2 separate regions of the Mus musculus genome follow, and region 2 is linked to region 1. The links are chromatin loops, found by intact Hi-C in ENCODE. Cell type or tissue: left cerebral cortex. All regions are shown on one strand. Links, peaks and the distances in the headings refer to the core of each region. The heading gives the core; the rest is flanking DNA. Region 1 holds the start of Chn2 (chimerin 2). Region 2 overlaps Chn2 (chimerin 2).

What was found. Peaks named below come from ENCODE experiments on the same cell type or tissue, not always from the same donor. Only the 100,000 strongest peaks of a DNase experiment are listed, where the experiment ranks them.
Region 2: it touches region 1 in a loop (2.1-fold over the local background); 4 of 42 quality-filtered maps call a loop at or near these places.

What each region holds. Positions count from the first base shown.
Region 1 is chr6:54,032,589-54,043,912 of GRCm38, reverse strand. Chn2 (chimerin 2) reads right to left here and starts at 3,981. Exons shown (of 13, transcript NM_001163640.1): 1 at 3,758-3,981. The coding sequence starts at 3,806. In left cerebral cortex, for the core only: a CTCF peak has its summit at 9,278 (motif pointing left); DNase peaks (open chromatin) are centred at 3,961, 4,340, 4,873, 9,271 and 2 more places; H3K4me3 peaks cover 3,049 bases; H3K27ac peaks cover 1,626 bases.
Region 2 is chr6:54,111,682-54,123,005 of GRCm38, reverse strand. All of the region lies in intron 1 of Chn2 (chimerin 2), which reads right to left. Among named protein-coding and RNA genes, the nearest start is that of 9530036M11Rik, 35 kb to the left of the region's middle. In left cerebral cortex, for the core only: no CTCF peak of the experiment used is centred there; DNase peaks (open chromatin) are centred at 5,592, 5,795, 6,426, 9,518 and 1 more place; H3K27ac peaks cover 667 bases.

The DNA of each region.
Region 1 (11,324 bases), core at 1,488-9,487:
TACGATGAGCGAATTACCAGTTTCCCTCCATGTGAACACCAGCAAACTGTTCCTCGGAGACTGGGTTAGAGCATAATGGGACCCTGCAGAAGCCAGCTGTTCCTTTACTAGTGCCCCAATGACCAAGTTCATCCTTGATTCCAGGATTATTTCATCACAGCCTCCGGGAAGTGTCCCACTCAACAGGAGAAAGGATCAATGCCCCAAGAAAAGCAAGGGAGAGAAAGTTACAGACTTATCCATCTCCAGGCTGGGTCTCAGTTCTCAGTCATCCTGAAATGCTTTTCTCTGCCTGCATTCTACAAAGCTTCTAACTATCCGTCAATGCCCAACACTTGTGTCAACTCCACTGGCCACTCCAGACTGAAGCAATCACATCCTTGCCCTGCACAGCCCTCTACAGAATGTATTGTATCACTGTAGGACACGGGCTATGAGATGCTGCCTATGTTTCCTGCTACTTCTCAGGGAGACTCTTGAGTTATCTTTTCAATGCAAGCACTCAGAGCTATGTCTGAAACACAGAATGTGCTCAATAAATGCTTCTTTAATGGAGCTCACACTCAAGATTAAATTCAGCATATGTATTGGCTGGTATTATTGACACAAGCTAGGGTCATCAGCGAGGAAGGAGCCTTGGTTGAGGAAATGCCCCCATGAGATCCAGCTATAAGGCATTTTCTCAATTAGTGATCAACGGGGGAAGGCCTGGCCCATTGTGGGTCATGCCATCCCTGGGATGGTAGTCCTGGGTTCTATAAGAAAGCCAGCTGAGCAAGCCATAGGGGGCTAGCCAGCAAGTGGCACCCCTCTGAGGTCTTTGCATCACATCTGCTCCTGCCTCCAGGTTCCTGCCCTGTTTGAGTTTCTGTTCTAACTCCTTTGATGATAAGCAGCAATCTGCAAGTGTAAGCTAAATCATTTCTTCCTCTCCAACTTGTTTTTTGGTCATAGTGTTTCCTTGCAGCAATAGAGACCCTAAGATAGCATATGAAGGAAGAAAGAGATGTTATGTGCACTGGGCGCTGAGTTTATTTTAGCACCTAAGGTTGAAGCCACTGAGCAACTTCATTTCAAAGAAGTTCCCTCAAAGAAGACTATCTACCTGTTTGCAACAAGCATTTTTTAAAGATGTGTGTGTGTGTGTGTGTGTGTGTGTGTGTGTGTGTAGGTGTGCCTATGGGCACGCATCCATCCCATGGGGCTGGAGTTCCAGGTTGTTGTAACTCCTTTCGATGTACCAAGGGTACTGGGGACTGAACTCAGGTCCTCGGGGAAGAACAGCAGTCTCTCTTAACCACTGAGCCATCTCTCCTCTACATCAAGCACTCTTACAAATTAGACCGTGTGCCCAAAACTCAGCATACTGATTTAATGGGGAAATTGAAGCCAGGAAAAATTTAAGTAACCCACCCACCTCAAGATGCCTCACTGGTCAGCAGTGGAGCCAGAATTCAAATACAATGATCTCAGAAGCTTGAAGCTACAAAGAAAGCTAGAATTATCTTCCTTGCTAAGCCTTGAAGCCCAAGCCTGGCCCACAGTTGGCCCTTCCGCATGGTGACTAATGGGTTCACAGAGTGCCCTACTTTCTCAGACTCTGGCCTTTGCCTGAGAGAACCCAGCTGCTCTGAGAAGCAGGCTCTATTCTTTGCTGCTCAACACCTCTCACAGGTGTGAATTGCTTGTGTCCTCTGAATTATTCATTATCTACACAATGGTAAGTGTGCTTTTTAAAAAGAACTATGATTCCATATTTTGCAAGACAAAGTGTCTGATGAATTGGGGAAGTAAGCTATATAAGCCCACAGGTCAGGTTGATTTACATGAAATAGTAAATAGATTTATGTCCACTCTTGGCATCTCAGATTCCATGCAATTTCCCACAGTTTCCAACAGGATTAAAAACGGGCGGTCCATAAAACGGGAGAGAAAGCCATTGTAAGCATGCCTCCCCTATCTGCAAAACAATTACCACCCTCTACAGCTTATCCTGGCATCTTGGAGCAGCAGAGTCCTCCCAGGGCTGAGTTAGGATTTGTCATCGGGCTTCTTAAGCTGTGTCAAGATGCAGAATTTCCGATGCCACAGCAGCTGTGATCCACGCCTCCAGCGGACCCTGAGATGATGCTGTCTCCTCGCCTTCCTCAGTTGGCCCCCTTGCTACCTTTCCCCCCCCTCAGTCCATCAAACGGGCAGGCTTTGGAGAGGGAGAAACATGTGCTAATAGGAAGCCAACATCTCTGCATCTTAAATTCAATGTTAGTCAACCAAAATGAATTGAAACGCAGCAGCAGTGGTTTGAGGGTACTAAAAATAAGCCTTAGCATTTGCTGAGTTCTCAGAATTAAAACCACAGGCGGTCAACTTGTTGCTGTTCTTAATAAGAGCTGACTGCTCTGCCCACCAGTCCCTACTGCCAGCCGCTTAAACTACCGGACACCTAACAATGCTGTTTTTATTAGTTGGCAGCAGTCATTAAAGGAAATGTCATTTCCCTGGGACTAAACTTTCCCTGGGACTAAACCTGGCCAAAAAAAAAAAAAAAAAAAAAAAATAGCATGTAGCTTTCAAGAGAACACCTACACTGGTCACAGTCACCTTGTGTCTACAATCTGATTAGTTACACATCCATAGCTATGATTCCTTTTAATGCCTGCCTTCCTGCCAGTGCTGCATCTCTTCTCCACTCCGGATTTAATTTTTGGAGAATAAATAAAAGGAACTCAATTGTGGACACCATACAGTAGTAACACACTGAGCATTCCCACCAGGACTTGAAGACTGTTGTCTTGGACCCTTGAGTTCTGTATACCATGCCAAATGTCTTACCAGCCATCCCTTCAGGGTTTCTTATTAAAGTTTTCAGTGACCAAAGGGGTAGTAGAACTGTACCTAATGCATCAGTCTGATTAGAAACCTGTCATGTTCAGAAACCAGAGGGGCTGCCTCCATTGATTCTTATGCATTCACATTCATTATCATTTTTTTCTGTTCAATTAGACCTGCTGATCAACCATAGAAAAGCTTGAAAGCCCTTCTTTCACCCAGCCACATTTAACACTGAAAAAAAAAGAAGCCTTGAAAGTAAAATTACAGCCCCCACCGCCCCCCTCCCGCGCGCACACATGTTCTCTGTGTCTGTCTCACAGTCTCTCTGTCTCTGTCTGTCCCTACACACACACACACACACACACACACACACACACACTCACACACACACACTAAACACGCCAGGAGTCAGAGGCTGGGCTCAACCTCCATTCCACTATCCCACTTCAGTCAGATGAGCAAGACACATTTTCGTCCTGGCTGCTCTCTCAAACCCATACCCCAAGCGAGTGTCTCCAAGGAGCTAATTTCTGAAACAAACAAAGAAATCCGAGTCTGCAAGGAGCTGGGGTTTGCACCCTTCTTTGGCTCTGAGTATCCAAGGTTTCTGGCACCAAGGCAGACAGGTCCCGAGCCCAGCTGTGCCCTCAGCTTCCCTGCGCCTTCTGCCCCTGTTCCAGCTGTGCAGAAAGTGCAAGGCTGCTGGCAGCTACTGCTCGCCAGGAGCCCCAGACTCCAGGTCCGCACGCCTAGGACACCACCGAGTCCCACCACTACACTGTCACCGCTCAGACGCAAAGGTGTTGACCACCTTAACAAGTGTCCCAGTGACGCTCGTGTCCCGCGCCACGCTCTCCTAGAGCGGGAGGGACGGCCACAGGTAGACTCTCCATCCCAGCACGGGCGCCCGCGCGCTGAAACTCACCAGAGGACACGGAGGAGCCGGACAGACTAGAGTTGCTGGATGCTGCCATCTCGGCGCCGCGCGTCACCGCTCTCTCAGTCCTGGTGCGGGCGGCGTCGCCGCTGCCCTCGGCCGGCTGCTCGCAGCCCGCGCGGCCCCCAGCCCATGGCAAAGTCCTGGGGACGCGCGGGAAGCACCGGCCTCCGGACTCTGCCTGTACTTCCTGCTCCGCCAGATGACGCGCTGCCGCCGCCGCTATTTATTCGTGCTCGCCGTCCCTCTCGGCGCCTGGGCGCACTCCGCTGCGGGCGTCGAGGTGGCAGGGGCACAGCGAGGCCAAGGCGGCCGGCCAGGAGGATGGGACCACCTCTCTCGGCGTCCCCGCTGTCCCCGCCGCGGGCCCGCTCCCTGCGCGCGACTGGAACCTGGGCGCCCTTCGGCTCCCGGCACTGACTCTAGGGATCCAGCCTCTCCCGCCGCCGCACTTCGAGCGGCCCGGGCAAAGGCGGGGGAGACAGATAGACAGCGACCTCCCCCTTCTCCCTCCTCCCCAACTCGGCTCGCGCGCGCACACAAAGGAAGGAGAGGAACGCCGGCGCTCCGGGCTGAATCCGCTCGGCCGGCTTGACAGCTCCTGCAACCCTGGCTGCAGGGGGAGGCTGCAGACCAAGGGGTGGAGACCATCAGGACTCGGAGCCTGCCCCGAGGTGTTGGGCACGCCGCCAGGGACGCGAGGCGGGCCGGGCAGCAGTGTACAGTGCTGCTTCCCGAATTAGAAGGGGATGGAGGGGTCGTAGGAGGAAGGTGGTGGGACTGGCAGCAAGCTCTAGGTTTGGATCAGCCACACAGCTCGGGGGAGGGGGTGCAGGGGTGGGGGTACTTCCAGAAGGAGAAGACAAGGTCTCTAAGGATTACGTGCGGGTTTGGAGCAGGCCAGGATGCCACCAAGGCTGGGAAGCGCCCTTCCCATCACCCTTTAATTTGTCCTTTGTTGGTCAGGAACCGAAGGTCCCTGCCCTGCCACAAGAAGCGTCTCCTAAAGCAGAGAGAGCTGATCTAGCTACACTTAAGTACCCCAGACACTGGCAGGGACAGTGCCCCCAAAGTCCACTATGCTTCTGAGACCGGTGCTAAAAGAAATAGAGACATCCCAAAGGTGGCATCGGTCTTACACAAAGAAAGTGGTTCTCTGCCCCTTGGTAGGATCTTCACAAAAGACTGACTCTGCAGCAGGTGCGACTGAATCCTTTAAGGATAAGGAATTGCCTAGGTGTACCGGAGAAAGGGACTGGAGCCGGTGTGTGCCATCCTCCTGTATTTAAACCTAAATTAATTTTACTGGAAGGAAATGTCATGCAGATATATATTTTTTAAAATCCGTTTCACGCTCCCAGCAGGGTAATCGGTTCTTTCATTCCTAAAGCTACAGAAAAACTGTGAAATTTGAACAGAAATTGTTAGATCAAAGGGAAAAAAAGCAAACATTAAAGGAATGAAAGTACTCTCATTATAGAGCAAAACGGAAAGTGTTCTCATTGGGAGCGGCACGATTTGAAAAACATGGCTAAAAAGGACATAGTCCATTTGAAAATGATCAGGAGTGACTCTGGAACAGCAGCGAGGTCCTGGGGGCCTCCACATCGGAAGAGGACCTCATGTACAGTGAATAATAAATGTTAAAGGATCATGATATGCACTCATGTCACATTTTCTACTTGATTTAAAGTATATGTTATATCCCCACCACCACCGGGGATGCCATCCCAGTGTGACTGCCCAACAAGTGCCCCACCCACTTTTGTTTGTTGATTAGTTTAAAGGGGTGGGATGGGGTGAACTTCTTGCTGAAAGCCTGTGGGCCACTTCAGTTACACTGAGCATTTTCTTCCTGGACTCCATTTACAGGGGCTCTTAAGACAGATCTGCCTGGGTCAACTAGACTCAGGTACTGCCAAGTCTCCCTACCCCAGACACTTTTGGAGGGCACTGCAACCTTGAGGTGACCTCATCTGGAGCCTTATGGGGACATATACTCACCCAGCATGATCTTGACCACTCTATGAGAGTGAAACTTCTTGGACACCCAGAGTTCAAGACATGACATGGCATTGGTTGTCTGACTAGTAATTTACAAAGCCCTCTGGAGCTTTAGATGGCAGACATGGCTATGTCACTGAACAGGATCATTACGACCTGGGCATTGAAGAAGACCAGCATCTCACTTCAAACTAGGATGTCAGCAAATACCTTATAGTTCTGTTTCTCCATTTCTACTACTGATAATATGGAGTCTTTTTAAGCATGAGAAAGATACTGGTTGTGAAGCCATACTGTGCCACGCCTAAAGACCTGTAAATTGTTTAGCCAAAAGATAGAACTAATTGTTTGAACAATATTTTTCTTCTCTCCTAGAGACAGCCAATTGTGACTTATTTACTGGGAAAATGTTTCATTTGTGGCCCAAACTTTCTATCTTTTCTTTTTTATGTAAGGTCCCAAATTGAGCAGTAAGTGATGGGCTTCATTATTTATGGTAAATTGCACAGAATGTCTGGTTCTATTTGTGCAGATTATATTTGCCTTCACAGAACTTTAGTAACAAAAGCAAAAGTGTGTGGGCTGGAGAGGTGGGTCGCCATTAAGAACATCTGTTGTTCTTGAAGAGGACCTGGGTTGAGGTGCCAGCACCCACATGGTGGCTTACAACCATCATTAACTCCAGTTCCAGGTGATCCAACACCCTCTTCTGAACTCTGTGGGTACCAGGAACCCAGGTGGCACGCATATGTGGAGGTTAGAATAGGAATGACCCATATAGACTCATGTGCTTGGATGCTTGGCCATAGGGAGTAGCACTATTAGGAGGTGTGGTCTTATTGGAGATGTGGCCTTGTTAGAGGAAGTGTGCCACTGTGGAGGTGGGCTTTAAGGTGTCCTATGCTCAAACTCCATCGAGTGTAGAATCCAGTCCCCTCCTTGCTGCCTGCAGATCAAGATGCAGAACTCTCAGCTACTCCAGCACTTTTGTCTGCCTGCATGCCACCATGTTCCCTGCCATGACAATAATGGATTAAACCTCTGAAACTGTAAGCCAGCCCCAACTAAATGTTTTCCTTTATAAGAGTTGTCTTGGTCATGGTGTCTTTACAGCGATGAAACCCTAACTAAGACAAACAAAAAGGCAAAACATATAGGTAAAATAATAAATTAAATATGTTTAAAAGCAAAGTATGGCCCAATGACTGTCTTCATTACTCCAAATTGTTGAAGGGATGGACGGCTTCTCACTGGGAAGGCACCACCACCACCAGGTAAAATCAGTGCAATACAAAAGTAGAGGAGAGCGCTTCCGTGAGGCCCAGCTTGTGATGGAGATCGCTGGTAAGCTGCTTGGAAGGGCAAACATGAAGCACCAGTCTCTGGACTGACAACTGAAAGGTGATGGCTCACCGGGACTGCTGACAGTTCATCAGCAGGGAAGATATAGCTGCTCGGGGCCAAGAAACCCTTTCTCCAATTCAAAGGCCAAGGGCCTTGAGTCTCCCTACCAGATGTTCCAGACCTAAAGTAACAAGCAGGACCTGGCACAATGTGTCAGTAGGTCCAGGAACCACTGGTGGTGGGACTTCTCATATAGCTCCCCAAGTGAAATGATAAAACCTCCGTTGTGTATTCAATTCACTCTGAATGGCATTACACAAGTCTGTATCATGTGAGATTTGTTAAAATCTAAGGTAATCTGGTACAGTTTTCTTAAATATTCCATCCACCTGCCTCCAAATGATAAAGGATCTTTGGAAAAAGGAGAGTTTGTCAATAATGGGCTCTGACATAGAATTTAAAATTGCCATTTTGCTTTGACTTAGCATTCGCCTACTTTCTTTTTGTATTTTTATATTTATTTGATGTGTATTTGCGTGTGTATTTGTATATGCACATGTTTACATGTGTTTGCATGCATATGTGTTTATATGTTTATATGTAAGTTCATATGTACACACATGTGTTTATATGTGTACACATGTGTTTATATGTATATATAGATGTGTGTGTGTGTGTGTGTGTATCCACATGAGGACAACTTACAGGAGTCAGATTTCATCCATCTATTATGTGACTCCAGGAATTGAACTCAGACCCAAGTCCTCAGGCTTGAGGGCAAATGTCCTAACTTACTAAGCCATCTTGCCAGCCCCTAACTATAATTTTAGCATCGATTTCATCACCAAATCAGAAATTCATGAAGCAAGCTGCCCTGCAGCCTAGGTAACTGGGGATGTCAAACCCAGGCAGCTGATCGGGCCCTACCTTCCAAACCTGCTTCCCCTTTCTAACTGTGCTTCCTGCTGTCTCCTTCTCAGCTGTGACCTTTTCTCTTTGTGTCCTGTGTACCTAGGAGCCATCAACAGTAGTCTCTGTCCAGGTCCTTCCTGTTGGCCAGTGGAACTGTGGTCAAAGTTCACCAGAAGGCACTTTGCCCAGAGAACCTTCTCCTTTCCCAGCCAGCTCTTCCATGGAATCCTCCCACACGGCTGTACTCCCTACCAACAGATTTCAGTTCTGTGGTGTCTTAACGGTATGGCTGGGTGTGATGACATTTTTCTCTCCCACATCATTAAAAGTTTCTCAGAGGGGGTGGGGAACAGGTTACTTGTCAAGCCTTTGTGTAATTTACCATGTCATGCACACAGTAGGCCATCAAGAGATATCTTCTGAATACATGAGCAAAGAATTGAATGGTTTTCCTCCGGGGGGCTATGATCACGATTGATGAACAACACCTCTGGGGCACAAAGGGCAGTGGACAGGTTTGTGAGAACGATCTGGCTTTGAAGAAGACCAGCTGAAATGGCAAAAGCAAAAGAGTCACATGTTTACAGCCTGGGCCCTGTCTCTCCATCAACCGGGACTGTTGTAACTCCTGTCATTTATTGCTTTCAGGATATTCTTACATTACTATAATCTGTTATTTTATTTTAGCGTTCCTTTGAAGCTTGAAGGCAGGCAGAACACGCCACAGAGTGAATGTATTGGGCATGCAGGACTGCCCTCAGCATTCCTTTCTTGTGTTTCTCCGAGAAGGTCATTTCCTTTCCTTGTGCTAAACACAGAATGAAATATTCCTTACTTGCAAGATTAATCCAGTGGTCTGCATCCATGGGAGAATTGTGGGGCTGTTTGTCAAGCAGCTTTAAATATTTTATGGCAAATTACTCTGGCCTGAAAAGTGGCCCCTTTGCTGTCGATTTTTCCTCATCAAAATCATTGCTGGGAGAACTGGTTCTCTTTGTAGTTCAAGCCCTGTTTCCTATACAAGATGCCTAACCCTGCTAGAAAGCACTGGCTCATCTCCGAGAACACGAGATAAACTAGAGGCAGATGCTGATAGCCTGCGGTGGCCTTAGAAGGCACAGTGAGAACCCAGCTGGCTTCCAGGCAAGGTAGCTGCCCAACCAGGAAACAAAGGGGAGTCCACACCTGGGGTGCAGACAAAGAGAGGCCGGCTGCAAACCCGATTGCCACTGCAAATCGCCAGCTGCTGGAGACCCCTAGTGGAGATCCCAACACTGCAGGCACAGATGTTCCCTGGAACGTAGTGCTGAGCCATGGAGGCAATGCCTCCAGCACACACACACACACACACACACACACACACACACACACACACACACACGCATGCACACGAGGACACACATGCATTCATTAGCTACACTCAAACGAGGGACAGACTTCATTGGCACATGGCACATTGCAGCTTTGTTTCCTAGCATTTAAGATTATTAAACTCTTTCTGCCCTCATTGTCCTCAGAAAAATATGAGGTAAAGGTAAATAAAGAAAGCTCCAAGGCTGCGAATGCAGACAGACTGAGTTTGGTTTTTGTGTCTTAGGATGGCATCTCTTCTCTGCTAACTGCTAATCTATTCATGCATTATGCAATCCATTCAGAAAAGTTTACCAAGCAGTCACTGTGTGCAGCAGTGTATACCAGACCCATGGAATAAAGATATAAGGAAAACCATATCCTTGCCTTGGGACCCCACAGTACCCTCTGGAACCCTCATACATCAACTGGGACCTGTTTAAACTGCAGAGTGAAATCCTCTGTTAGAAATCACAGGTGTTATCCATGTCAGTGACAAATGCCTTTTCAGGTGGAAAGTTGGCTTTTTTGATTGTTTGACACAACCTCTAAAATCAAGTGTCAAAAGCTATTTTCTAGATAATGGACATTTTCTCAGCCACAGTTTGGGCTTATCAGCCTAGGGGATCAAGTAAATAAATAGTATGCCAATACAGACATGCGCCACACATTGATATTTCTATTGGTAACAGGCTACATACATGTAGAGATCTCATAGGGACTATAATGGGACCAGCCCACATACCATCATGATGGCCATTGTAACTGTCATAAGAGAGTGACACAACCAGCTACCTTTCCTAATCATGTTACTGGGAAAAATTCCACCAGTGAGACAGAAATACAATTCCTGCAGCTATGTGGAGTACTCCTGATATTGACCAGAGTGAACATGTTACTGCTTTCTGGATTTGCTGTATTATAAATTTTAACATGGTTTCGAGGAGTATTCTCCCATTAAAACACAAAGCTTCATGTTAAATGGTGTGCTCTGGTATTGAGCCAGCAGCCTTGGGATCACTGGGTCTCTTGATGTAATGAAGAGACACTGGTAGGGACTGACCTCCCCACCTGGATGGAGCAAGCACAGGAGCACACCGAGACATTCCCTCAGCAACAGTGGCGCAGTTCTAAGAACGCATCTCATCAATAAGTGATGACTGTCCTACAAGCGTTCTTGGCCCTCACCCACAGAAAACCAGAATCAATATTTTCACTTCTTTTCCCATGATAGCAATAGATTCAACAGAGGAACAATCATTTTTCTAAGGAAGTGAATCCACACTGGAGGAGAGCCAGCATCCAAGACCTGAGCCCATCTCAGTCTTCTCTACAAGTCGCGGACCATTTGAAAACAAAGCCTAAGCAAGTGATTCTAGAGAGGTTGACTCTGTATCCTGGCAGCCTGACAGACCTGTGTTAGTTTGTCATTTGAGCAAGTTCCTTAGGCTCAGTTTCTTGGTCTTTGAAATGGGTTTGGTTCTGAATCCTAGATTACAGAGTATGTGGTGACTGAAGGAAACAAGAGCTCTCTCTGATACACAGAAGCCTGCTGGGGAGCTCTGGCCTTGTTTGTGCCTTAAGGCAAGTGTGCTGGGCCTTCACTTACTCTCTCAGAAGAGTGTGGAAGGATTGTGGTTTGTGGCAAAAGTAATTTTCATCCATTTCAACTATGTCGCCCATGTAGTGGGGGTAGTAAAACCTGTAATCCAGGCCTGGGATTTGGAGATAAATCCGAGTTCAGATCCTAATTGAGCTATATCCCCTCTGATAACCTTGGACAAGGACTTAACCTTTCCAATTTGCAGTCTCCTTCTTGTCAATGGGAGCCAGTAATCTGCCTCATCTTTATGTAAATGAGCCTATGACTGACAAGCACCTCAGTACTCGATGGCGCTGGTGCAGCAGGTGCTTTGTGACAGTGGCTCCCAGGCAGAGAACAGGA
Region 2 (11,324 bases), core at 1,707-9,706, 79 kb before region 1:
ACTTGTTGAGGGAATTTTGTCACCAGTGGCTTTGAGGTCTCATATATAAGCTCAAGCTAAGCTCAGTGTAGAATCAAAAGGAGGAATCCATTTTCTTCAGGAATAAGTCCCTGATATGTTATCCAAACTCAAATGGTCTGCCCTAAACATACAAGCAACAATGAAGGAACTCAACAGGATCTATATCTACATCTACATCTACATCTACATCTACATCTACATCTACATCTACATCTACATCTACATCTATGTAATTAAAGAAAGAGAAGTCATGAATTTGAGGAGCTAGGGGGCACAAGAGGAATTGGAAGGGAGAAAGGGGCAGAGATGATATAAAGAGCACTCATTTATGAAATTATCAAAAGATACAAAAATGTCTGTAATAGGTTCTCCTCTAAGGTCCGTGACACACTGGCCCCAAGGTACTTGGCTGGGTTTCCAGGACTCGGCATTATGTCCTTCCTGTTGGGCTGTACATAAGTCTACTTAGACAGCTGTTGGTTACTGCCAATATATGACTATTATTTCACTCTTAGGTATATCATTGTGGTTCATAGGCATCACACTTGGGTAGGACTGTTGGCTGATTCCTTCCCTTCTCATAGTGAGTACTATGAAAGTCTATCCTCGGGATGTAAGCTTTTGCATCAAATTCAGCTCAGGATCTGAAGTTCATGGTTGTCTTCAGCACCGGGAGGCAACCAAGGGCAACAACAATAGCCAAAATTTGGGGGAAGTGTTTAGAACTCCCCTAACCAACAACTCAAAGGGGGTGCTTCCTCATTCCTGGTACTGTTTGTCTGTGTGTTTGTCCATTTGTTTGAATTGCATTTTAAATACTCATCATTGGTTATACCCACAGATAAATGTAGTTCTGGCTGCTCATCAAAGAAACGTCCCTTTGCTGCAGATAGAGCCCATCACAGAAAACCACAAGTGGTCAAAATGCAGAGAACAAACTGGTCATGGGGTACCCGATGCTAATGAACTTAGCTACAGCACAGTCGCTGTACCCAAGGCTCAGAGAACATCCAGGGAGAGGGTGTGGAAGGATTTTACAATCCAAAGGACTAGGGCATCCGTTGTGAGGTGGTGTCTTCTAGAACTGCCAGGGACGCTTCACCCATGCAACCTTAGCAATATGGCTGCCTAAATAAGACCCAGACATGTGTGTTCACAGACATGCTAACAGGGAAACAGGAAGCTTCATGGACCCACTCCTAGACAGAGGACTACAGACAACTAAGGACTGCTAAGAGCAGGAGAAACAGACTTTCCCAGGGATGAATCTTTAATTGATTATCCGATGCCAAGTGGTTAGCCCTGAAATTATAAACATACAAGCAACATTAAATTAATGAAGCGATGTTCAGTTATAAACTCTGCATATGTATGGAACAATAACAAAGAAAATTAGGCCAAGAATTTGGGAGGGAGGAGGTGGTGGGGCACATGGGAGGGGTTGGTTGGAAGGAGGAAAAGAAAGGGGAAAATGATGTAATTATAATTTAATTTAAAAGATAAATTAAAATTTTAAATTAAAAATTTATCAAAGAGAGATGTAGAAACATACTTATAATAGGACTTTCAAATCAAATTAATATGAACAACCTAACCACCTTTTAATTAAAAGGAAGCATATTCTTATATGTTTGTCTATAAAAAATATTTTTTTCTGGTCCTTTCTCCTCATCATTATTTATTTTAATTTGTCCAGAAATGCCATCTTAACACTCTCTTAATGTGGAAATCTGTCAGCAGAACTCGCTAAGCATGGTTTATGGGGGCAAACAAGTCTCCAATAAGGCTGTCTGGCCAAATGCACTCCTATTGCATTTGACCTTGCTGGCTTTCTAGACATGTGGTTGTACTTGAGTCTCGGCCAGAATGTGCCCACCGATGGCCTTCTTCCATGGATCTATGACAATCTTCTCAGCAGCCAGGCTCTCTGTCATCTCAGACAGCAAGTGGAAAGGCGTGGAGGTGCAGCAGAGACTGGAACCCCAGAAAACCGAGTCCTCTGCTGGGCTGCACCCTGAGGCTGCTCTCCTATGAACAGAATCAGTAGGGGTGTCTGACCCAGATGTAGCCAGAACATCTATGGGGACTAGGGGAGAGGGAGAGGGTTAGTTGAGAACCCTAGAAAAAGACTCCAACCCTGGCATATATTTGGTCAAATGTATGCTTTGTGAATAAACTAACTCAAGGAATTACCAGGTAATTCCAGAGTCCAGGCCCAACAGAAGGCCAAAGGATGCTACAAAGATTCCTTTCATGTATGAAATCCTCAAGGAACCAACTTCCAATACCTTGAACTTCAAACAAAGGACTTGAAAAGTGTGACACAAATGAAAAGACTAATAAGAGGTAAATTAAGTGTGCGCTCCACCTTATCACAAACTTATCACACCTTATCACAAACTCAATGACTACTACACTGAGGTACAAGTTGGTTGAATTGGCTGATAGCCTTGACTGTGAATAACAACCGAGGCAGGGAAACCCCACCCCCACTTAGTTTCCGTTCTTGCTAACCCTGAGAACCTAGACACCAGGTAGGAGCAGACAGAGCTCGGCAAAGCAAAACACAGCTGAATCTATAGATGCGGCCCAGCACGGACTGACTTTCATCTTTTGTGCTATCTTTGCATAAAGAAAGTGTGGGGCCTGTATGTCAGACTCCAGAGTTCCAAGCAAGCATTTTCTCTCTCTCTGCCTTCACCCTCTGTTCAATTCTAGAATTTGCCCTTATTTAATTTTGGCCCATTCTCCACGCTGAGCAGAGGGTGAAAGCTTGAGTGAGCTCCCCCCTGCTGGCACACTCCCGCCAGCCCGCAGCCCCGCTGGCCTCTGTGACTCTGCCAGCGCCCCTCTCTGAGACATCTGTTGCCTTGCTTAAACAGAGAAGCCTCTAAGCACGTGACTGGCCCATGCAGCATTGGAGAGTACCACTTCCAACAAGAGGCTTATGTCCACCTTGCCTCTCCCCTGTCATTTCCTCCTCTAGCCTAGGCCTCAACAAGTGGCCGAGCCTCACACAAGCTGTCAGGGACAGATGCTATGTGAAAAGAGGAAATTGGACTCAAAGATGCCACAGCTTTTTTAATTAAGTCCAACCTAAAAGCCAAATAGCAAGGCATGAAGTGAGTGTTTATTGTGGAACAGAAAGAGAGCGAGAGCAAGAGAGAGAGAGAGAGAGAGAGAGAGAGAGAGAGAGAGAGAGAGAGAGAGAGAGAGAGAGAGAGAGAGAACATGCACACACCAGGGTTTTCAAAAACAAAGGCTCTGAGTCAGGATACCCACAATGCACTGCCTTTGCCAAGGGTCTTTTCAGCCTTTCAGGTGTCTTTGCAGGGGACTTGGACCTGCATTCTGTACTAGTACGTGGCTTGCCTGTTTGCTTATGTGATATTTTTTTCCCCACTATCCCCATATTTTCTTTTGTTTTAGAAACCAAATTGGTTCTCTCTGCACCTTCACACCAGTCACAGGGAGCCTGGCCTTCTGAGCCCTGATCAGTAGCAAAGTCATATTTACATATCTGACTTGACAGTACCCAGAGAGGAGTTCCATGATAGTGAAGTTGCAGGAGGAAGCATGTCCACACACAAGCATATGCTCACTCTCACCTACTCACTTCTTGCATCCTCTGCCCCGTCCCTCCCTTCCTCTCTCCCTTCCTCCCTCCCTTCCTTGGCAAATCCACCAAATGGCTGCTGTACCCCAGACCTGGCTAAGAAAAGCAGGAAGAATCTCACCATTGTGGCCTTCTCCTCCCAGTTCCCTGGGTCTTTCCACCCATTTCCTTGTCTCCATTTTTCTACAGTTTATCTTGAGTCACCTGCTCAGGGTTCCTTTTTGTGTACAGTCAAGTCAGATAAGTAAATCTGACTTCCCTACTGATCAAAGCTCAGAAGGCCAGGCTCGCTGTGACGGGTGTCAAGGTGCAGAGACAACCATCTGGGTTCTTAAGACTGAAGCAAATGTGGGGAAACAAAGAGGACAAAGATAAAACCTTCAAGAAAAGAGCCGGAAGCCACTAATGATACAATGTGTTTGTTTTCGAGACAGAGTTTCTCTACATAGTCCTGGCTGTCCTGGAACTTGCTCTGTAGACCAGGCTGACTTTAAAATCACAGAGATCTGCCTGTCTCTGCCTCCCTAGTGCTGGGATTAAAGGAATGTGTCACATGCCTGGCAACAAAAGATAAATTTTAAGATCACAAAATGCAGGTGCAGCAAGCCAAAAGTTAAAATTTTCTGCTTCCCCACACCACCACCATGTCAACCATACAAGACATGTAATGTGTTCAATAAAGCTTTTACACACCTCAAACCTAATTAAGAGGGAAACTCAGATGTCACCCTGCCTGGCTTAGAGACCAGGGAACGGGGAGCTGCACACATTGCTGAACAAGTAATGAAGACCAGACTGCTGGCAGCACTCCCCAGTGGCCTGTGCAGCAGAGTCTGTGCCTCCAGATGCTACTTGATCCTGCCCCGACCTCCCTGGATGATGGACTACGTGCACAACCTAAGATGAAACAAACCCTTCCTTCCCAAGTTGATTTGTATTACAACAATAGAAAGCAAACTAGGAAAATGGCAATCTTTGCGCTAAGTGACAAAAACTCATAACCTACACTACCTAATGCTAAAGAGAATTTATTGCTCTTTGGACTGAAAAAAGTCAAGAGGTAGATAGGCCTCATCTTAGGAATGGCTTGACACATGATCCAAATGAAAACCAATACTTGTGTGGCATCCACCCAACATTACATCCCGTTGTCTCCATGTCCCATGATCCACCACCTTACCATTCCATGAATAGGTGAATAATGAGTCCCATCTTCCAGGTGAGAAACCTGGAGCCCTGAGGCACACTTGTCCAAGAAGGATCCTTTAAAACATGGCAGAAGAATCCAACCCAAATCCAAACCAAGCTCACTTCTCCAGAAGTTCCTCCCTGCCTCAAACGTTTCTCTTTTATTGTCATAGATCCAACCCACACATCTCAGAGCAGAACACAGAGGGTACTCCAGCAGGAATGCTCTAGCAGGAGTGCTCCAGCAGGAGCCAATGATCTCAAAGTTCAGAAGAATAGGGCAACCTGTCCTAATGGAAGGAGACACTTATCAGAGCCTGAGACCTGGTACTCAGTGATGTGAGCATCAAGTGGACACTGCACCTTGAGGTTAAGTTGTGCAGCACTTACGGGGCCTCCTCTGAAGTTATCTGATAGAAGCCTAATCATCAGATAATCGCAGTGGCTAGAAATGCATCCCATATCCTGGGCACTTGAACATTTAGCCCCTAGTTAGTGGCATTGCTAGGGAGTACAGACCTGCTGAGGGACATATACCACATGGGTGGTCTGTGATGTAGGCCTGCCTCCAACCTTGCTCTCTCGACCATCATGGACTCTACCACACTGGGACTGCAAGCTGACATGAGCTTTCTCTTCTGTAAGTTGCCTTGGTCATGGTGCTTTATCACAGCCAGGGGAAGTAGCTCATACTGCCATGTAAGTGTCCTAAAAGCCCGGTGGTGGTTTTCACTTCTGTGTTCTGAATGTGAATAAGGAAGCAGGTATAAATAGATGACGTAATCAGAACAGTTAGCTTCAGCTACTATCATGTGTCCTTAGGCACACTAGTGTATGCATTGCTATCTCTCATGCCTTGTAGAATTGCAGAATCTCCACTTTGGAAGGCATTTGCGAACTCTGCTAGCTCTAGGTCCCCTGTGAGCGGAGGCTGTCCCAGGAGGCTGTCTAATGATTGATTCCTCTACCTCCTCTGCTCCTCATGGGTCCTGCTGGTAGGAAGCTGGACAGAGAACAAGTACATGGGTGCTGCAAGAGGGCGACGCTTCCCCTTTATCTCCCTCCTGCCTGCTACATGTTGTATACCTCATCTCTGGGGCCTCCACATATTTATGGTTCCCTAAGAAGAGGAACCATAACGCACATCAGGGTGTTCTCCAGGGGGAAGATACTGCAATACACTTATAAAGAGCGTCTAATGTACTTCCTGGCTGGGCAGGAAACAGACTCATCAACTTTCACCTGGACACCAGGAAATAGACTGTGACAGATTGATGGTACCTTTATAAGCTGGATAATTGCCATTAGAAGATCCATAAGCAAAGGATCAAACACTGACCCTTTATAATCATCATTATAGTGCAAGAAGTCTCTGACCTCCGCCCTGTGCAAACTCAAAGTCCTCTCACTGAGACTGAGAGGTGATTGAGTCCCGATGAGGCTCACTGCGTCATACTTAGAAAATGGAGAGCTGAGATGCTGGGAAGATGAGCGATCCTCTTGGGTGACATCAACAGTCTCATACACAGCAGGATCCAGCTTCCCGACAAGACACACAGGGATGGGTACTGAGCCTCCGTTCAGATTAAAACACTCACAGAGAGAGCACAGAGACATATAGGTGAGAAAGGAGTTCTGCTCGTCTCTGCGAGTGGTGTGAGTCAGCAGCGCACTGTGGTTGCCAAAAAGTGGATGTGGTCTCAGCCAACATTAATGGGATGCAATATTTAGACAGTGGCTCATGCTGGGTTTGTACTTCATGTGAAACAGACCACACCAGAGGTTCACCCTCAGTTCCTGACCTCGCTCTAAGAGACACACGGGAAAACTGAAGTGTGGTAGGGAAGAAAGGACTAGAAAGTCCCGTGAGGGCCTGGAGATACTTAGTTTGGAGGATAGATGGCTTCTGTGGAACAAGAGGCCATAGATATTGACATGAGAAATTGTCCTGCAAAGGATGCTCTGCTTGCTCTATGAATCACCTATGGCTGGACCTAGCTCAACAGCAGGCATGATGGGTGAGCAGATTTTCATGAAAGAAAAGACCATCCAAAGAAATGGACTGTGGATGGGAGAAAAGTGTGCAGGGAGCTATTCAAACAGAGCCCAGCAGGCTCTAGAGAGACAAGCAGAGACCAGATGAGTTGGATCCGATCAGTAGTCTGAAAATTGTATTCCTCTGGGGTGCCTTGAGGAGAAGGGATGAGGAGTATCTAGCTGCAGCTCGAAAATGGGAGTAAATGTTGGTCAACTAGGAGGAGGACACCATAGAGCACACTTGGGTGCTAATCCTGGGGAAGATGATGCAGACAGTTGTAAAGGGGAGCTACTGTGCTTTCTGGCCAAGAGGTGGAGAGTCAGACTCGCCCACCTTGTATCTCTCTGCTTCCTACTGCAAGCAGAGCAGTTCCCCAATCTGCCCCCACAAAGAACTCCCACAAAGGAAAGGTTGTATGCAGCCACTGGACTGGAGAGTTCCCATTGGACTCTGCCGTTCCAGGATTTAGTGATGGTGAGATGGCTTCTGGGGTGAGGTAGGTTATCTTGCAGCCAGAATCCCAGGGGAGATCTACGCTGTGCTTGTTCATTTTCTGTTGTCACATATAAATTAATGCAAATGTGAGAGCTTAAATCAGCATCCACTTTCTAATTCACACTGTCTGTAGACCAAAAGTACAGGTAGGGTGGAGCTGGGTACCTAGCCTGATCCCGAAGGCTGACATCAAGTTGTACCTGCATTGTGGTTCTCGGTGGAGCTAAGAAGCCTCTTCCGAAGGTCACCTAGCCAGGTGTTGGCAGAATTCATCTCCCATGCCTGATGACCAAGGTCTCATTTCCTTCTAGCTATTGACCAGGATCCACTGTTAGCTCCAAAGGCCACTCTCAAGTCCTTGCCACATGTCCTTTCTCACAGATGATCACAATATGGTTTTTGTTTGTTTGTTTGTTTGTTTGTTATTGTTCAAAAGAAGAGACACATAAAAATCTTCCACTTTACATCTCTGTTTTAGGGGAGGCCTACATCCCCTTTTAAGGACACACACATGATTTGGTTAGGCCCCACCAAGCCAGTTTCCCTTTGACTGGAAAATCAATGGATACTTATGATCGTTAAAGGAAAAAGGAAATCTTTTTCTCCGATGTAACATGTAATGTAGCCAGGAGAGTGAATACCAATCCAACTTACAGCCCTTGCCACACTGAGAGGGGGTTCTCTTAAGGTGTGTATGCCAGGGGCTGAAGTAATAAGAATATCATAGATTTCCACTTATATCTCCCTTTTCCACTCAAGGCTTTTACCCTCAGGTGAGCCATTCTGAAACTCTATCACCTTGTCTATACATTAAGGATGATGACTCCCCAAGGGATGGCTATAGATTTATATGAAATTGTACACAAAGCACTTGCAACTGTCACAGGCCCTTGTAGGCTGCCAGGCCTTGTTAGCAGGCACTCGTGGCACTAGAAGAAATGGCTGAATTCACTGGTGTTTGCTCTTCCGCAGGCCAACACGCTCTACACATGAGTGGAAACGTGGACAAGGCCTCCAGGGAGAGGTGGCTTCTGTTTCCTTTCTGCTAGCCAGCCATCCTCTCTGCGGCCACTTCCATAGCTCGGTTTTAATCTCCTCTGGCACTTCAGGTGTCTACTGTTCACAGCCATCCTTCCCTGCTCTGTGGAGTCATTTCTCCTGTCTTTCTCTGTGGCTCCTCTTAGGACTCTCAATTGTATTTCTTTCTTTTTTCCTTTTTTGTTTGTTTGTTTGTTTGTTTGACTCTGACACCATCAGCAAGCTGAGCCCCCACTGTTCCTTCAACCCTCAGGTATCCAGTCCTGATTCTCACTAGAGCATGGTTTTTCCCATTAGTACTTTTTCCCACATAGTTTTTCCCACTACTCCTGGGTTCACAAAACTATTGGTTGAAGCCATGTGTGAGATTGTTTCAGATTTCTAACATCAAATTTTGACCTATTTTTCCCACAAGGTAAAAATTCTTTACCAAGCAGAGAAATCAGAAAATAATGTTTTCCTACCCTACATAGTTTAATGTCCCTTTAATAGTCCCCCACAATAGTCAAAACATTACTCATTTTAAGATGATCTATCACTAAACATGGTTTTTAAGGATCCTTCTATCATGCAAAGTGATTCACCCTGGGTTGCAATCTGGTTTTCAGGCGTAGACTAGGATGAGCGGCCAGCAAGCTGTGGCAAAGGCAAGACAATTTCAGCTTGCCAATGTCAATGAAAGTGGCCAGCATGGTGGCAGACCTTCCCAGTATTTTAAATTGTCATGCATTTCAGCACTTTCCCCTGCATATAATAGTACACAGTAGACACTTTCTGGATTGATTTGAGGTGTCTCTGTATCAGGCTGTTGGGAATAATAATAATAATAATAATAATAATAATAATAATAATAATGCTGTGGGTCCATTTCCTTGGCTTTTGTTTCTGAAGCTGATACTGAATTCCAGGGTGAAAGTGTTTTTAAGCCAAGCACTCGAGCACCTAGCGGCACAGTCCACAGATGGCTGCTTGTATGGACAAATAGGCTGACATGCGTTATCGGTTACATCTTCACTGCTAGTGGAGAACCCATGAGGTCATCATTCCCATCTTGGCCTGCTGTGTCATGCCACTGCCTCATCACATCGCCATCTCTGCACTGTTTATGGAGAAGGCAGACAGAGCCCTGAGCCTTCCCACCACCCAGGCTCTCTTACTGCTGAGGCAGCACTGCTTGCTCCTGCCTCTGATGCCCAACACCCCACCCCTTCCCTTCCCACCTAACCTCTCTGTGTTAACCCATTCTCTTCCATAACTAAACTTCCCCCTGCACACCCCTTCATCTCCAGCCACCTCTTTGGGTTTCCTGCTTCATGTTACCCTCAGCCCAATGCTTAACTCTCTCTGCACAATTCTCACACTCCTACACTCAGCTACTCCGAAAAGGCAATTTATTTTTCCACTAACCATTCTGTATGTTGTGAATCATAAAGAACTCCTCCTTACCTTCCTTACCCCACAAACTCTGTCTCCTGGATACAAATTACCCCATCCTGTGTCCCTTCATCCTGGCTTCTGCTTCCTTAGCTGGTCTCCTTATGTCTAACACTCCCAATAGGGTGCTTTGTTTGCCTACTCCACTTCTACAACCCTATTCAGGATCCCTACTGACAACAGATCATCTTCCAGCTGCAGAGAGGAGCCTGGTTGCCTTCCCTCCATAGGACGGACACACACACACACACACACACACACACACACACACAACCTCAGGGCTCAATGGTTCAATGGTTTAGAAGCAAGGGGACACCACACAGCTCTTCAGCTTCCTCTGCAGGTCTCTAGACCCCACTCTCCTACACACTACACGAAGCCACACACTCCAGTCTTCCTTCCTCAAGAGATACCTTTCCTCCGATACTTAGGCTGGGAAGCACCAATCAACCAGGCTCATAGAACCTGTCTTGTTCTATGAAAAGTTTCCCTGAGACCTCGGTTTTCCATCTCATGCTGAAAACTGCATTCCTGCCTCTGATCCAGCACTGCTGGTTTCATTTTGTAGATGTTTGTCCATACTTTGTCCCTCTCCAGTGAGCCAGAACGAAGCCTGCAGCACCCATGCCCAGGGCAAATGAGAGTCTCAGCAAACATTTGTTGTCCGCATTCATTCCAATATCTCAAAAATAACCTACAAAGACTGTCATGCTGGACTGGAGAGATGGCGTAGTGGTTAAGAGCACTGGCTGCTCTTCCAGGGGACAAGGTTCAATTCCCAGCAGCCACATGGAAGCTCACAGCTGTCTGTAAGTCCAGTTCCAGGGAACCTTATACCTTCACCCAGACATGCATGAAGGCAAAACACCAATGCACATAAAATTAAAATCATTATAAAAGAAAATGTATCTTTAAAACAACAAGAATAGACTGTCATGCAGGCAGACTGCTACTCTAAGTGCTACCTGTAGTCATGGCTTTCTTTCACTGTGGTATTTTTTTGTGGTGTCCCTCTGTCCCACCATTAAAGAAAGTTGACATTTAAGAGAAGAAAATTACAGAAAATATGTTTTACTTTCTATATTTTAGGGGGCTGAAGCCTAATTTCAGGCACGGTGAAATATTCAGCATGGTTATTTTCTGGGTGTCCTTTTGACTTTGTAAATAATCACAGCCCACAGTTTCAGGAGCACTACATTAATATTCCACAAAAGAAAATGGATATACAGAATTCCCTGGGTGAAACTGTTGTTGTCACTTGAGATAAAAGCCTGAGACAGGCAGGGAAGTTCAGCTGAAAAAACAAGGAAGCATCCTTGAGCAGGGCAGAGCCTCCCAGGGAGACTGACTCCACAAAGGTCCAAGCAGGAAGGACAGCCAGAATTGAGGGTAGGGGTGAGCACAGGGGTGGGGGTAGGGGGGGAGACGTGGGGGTAAGGAGGTACGGGGGGGGGGGGGTTTGCTCCTGAAGGGGCCATCCTCCTTATCAAACAG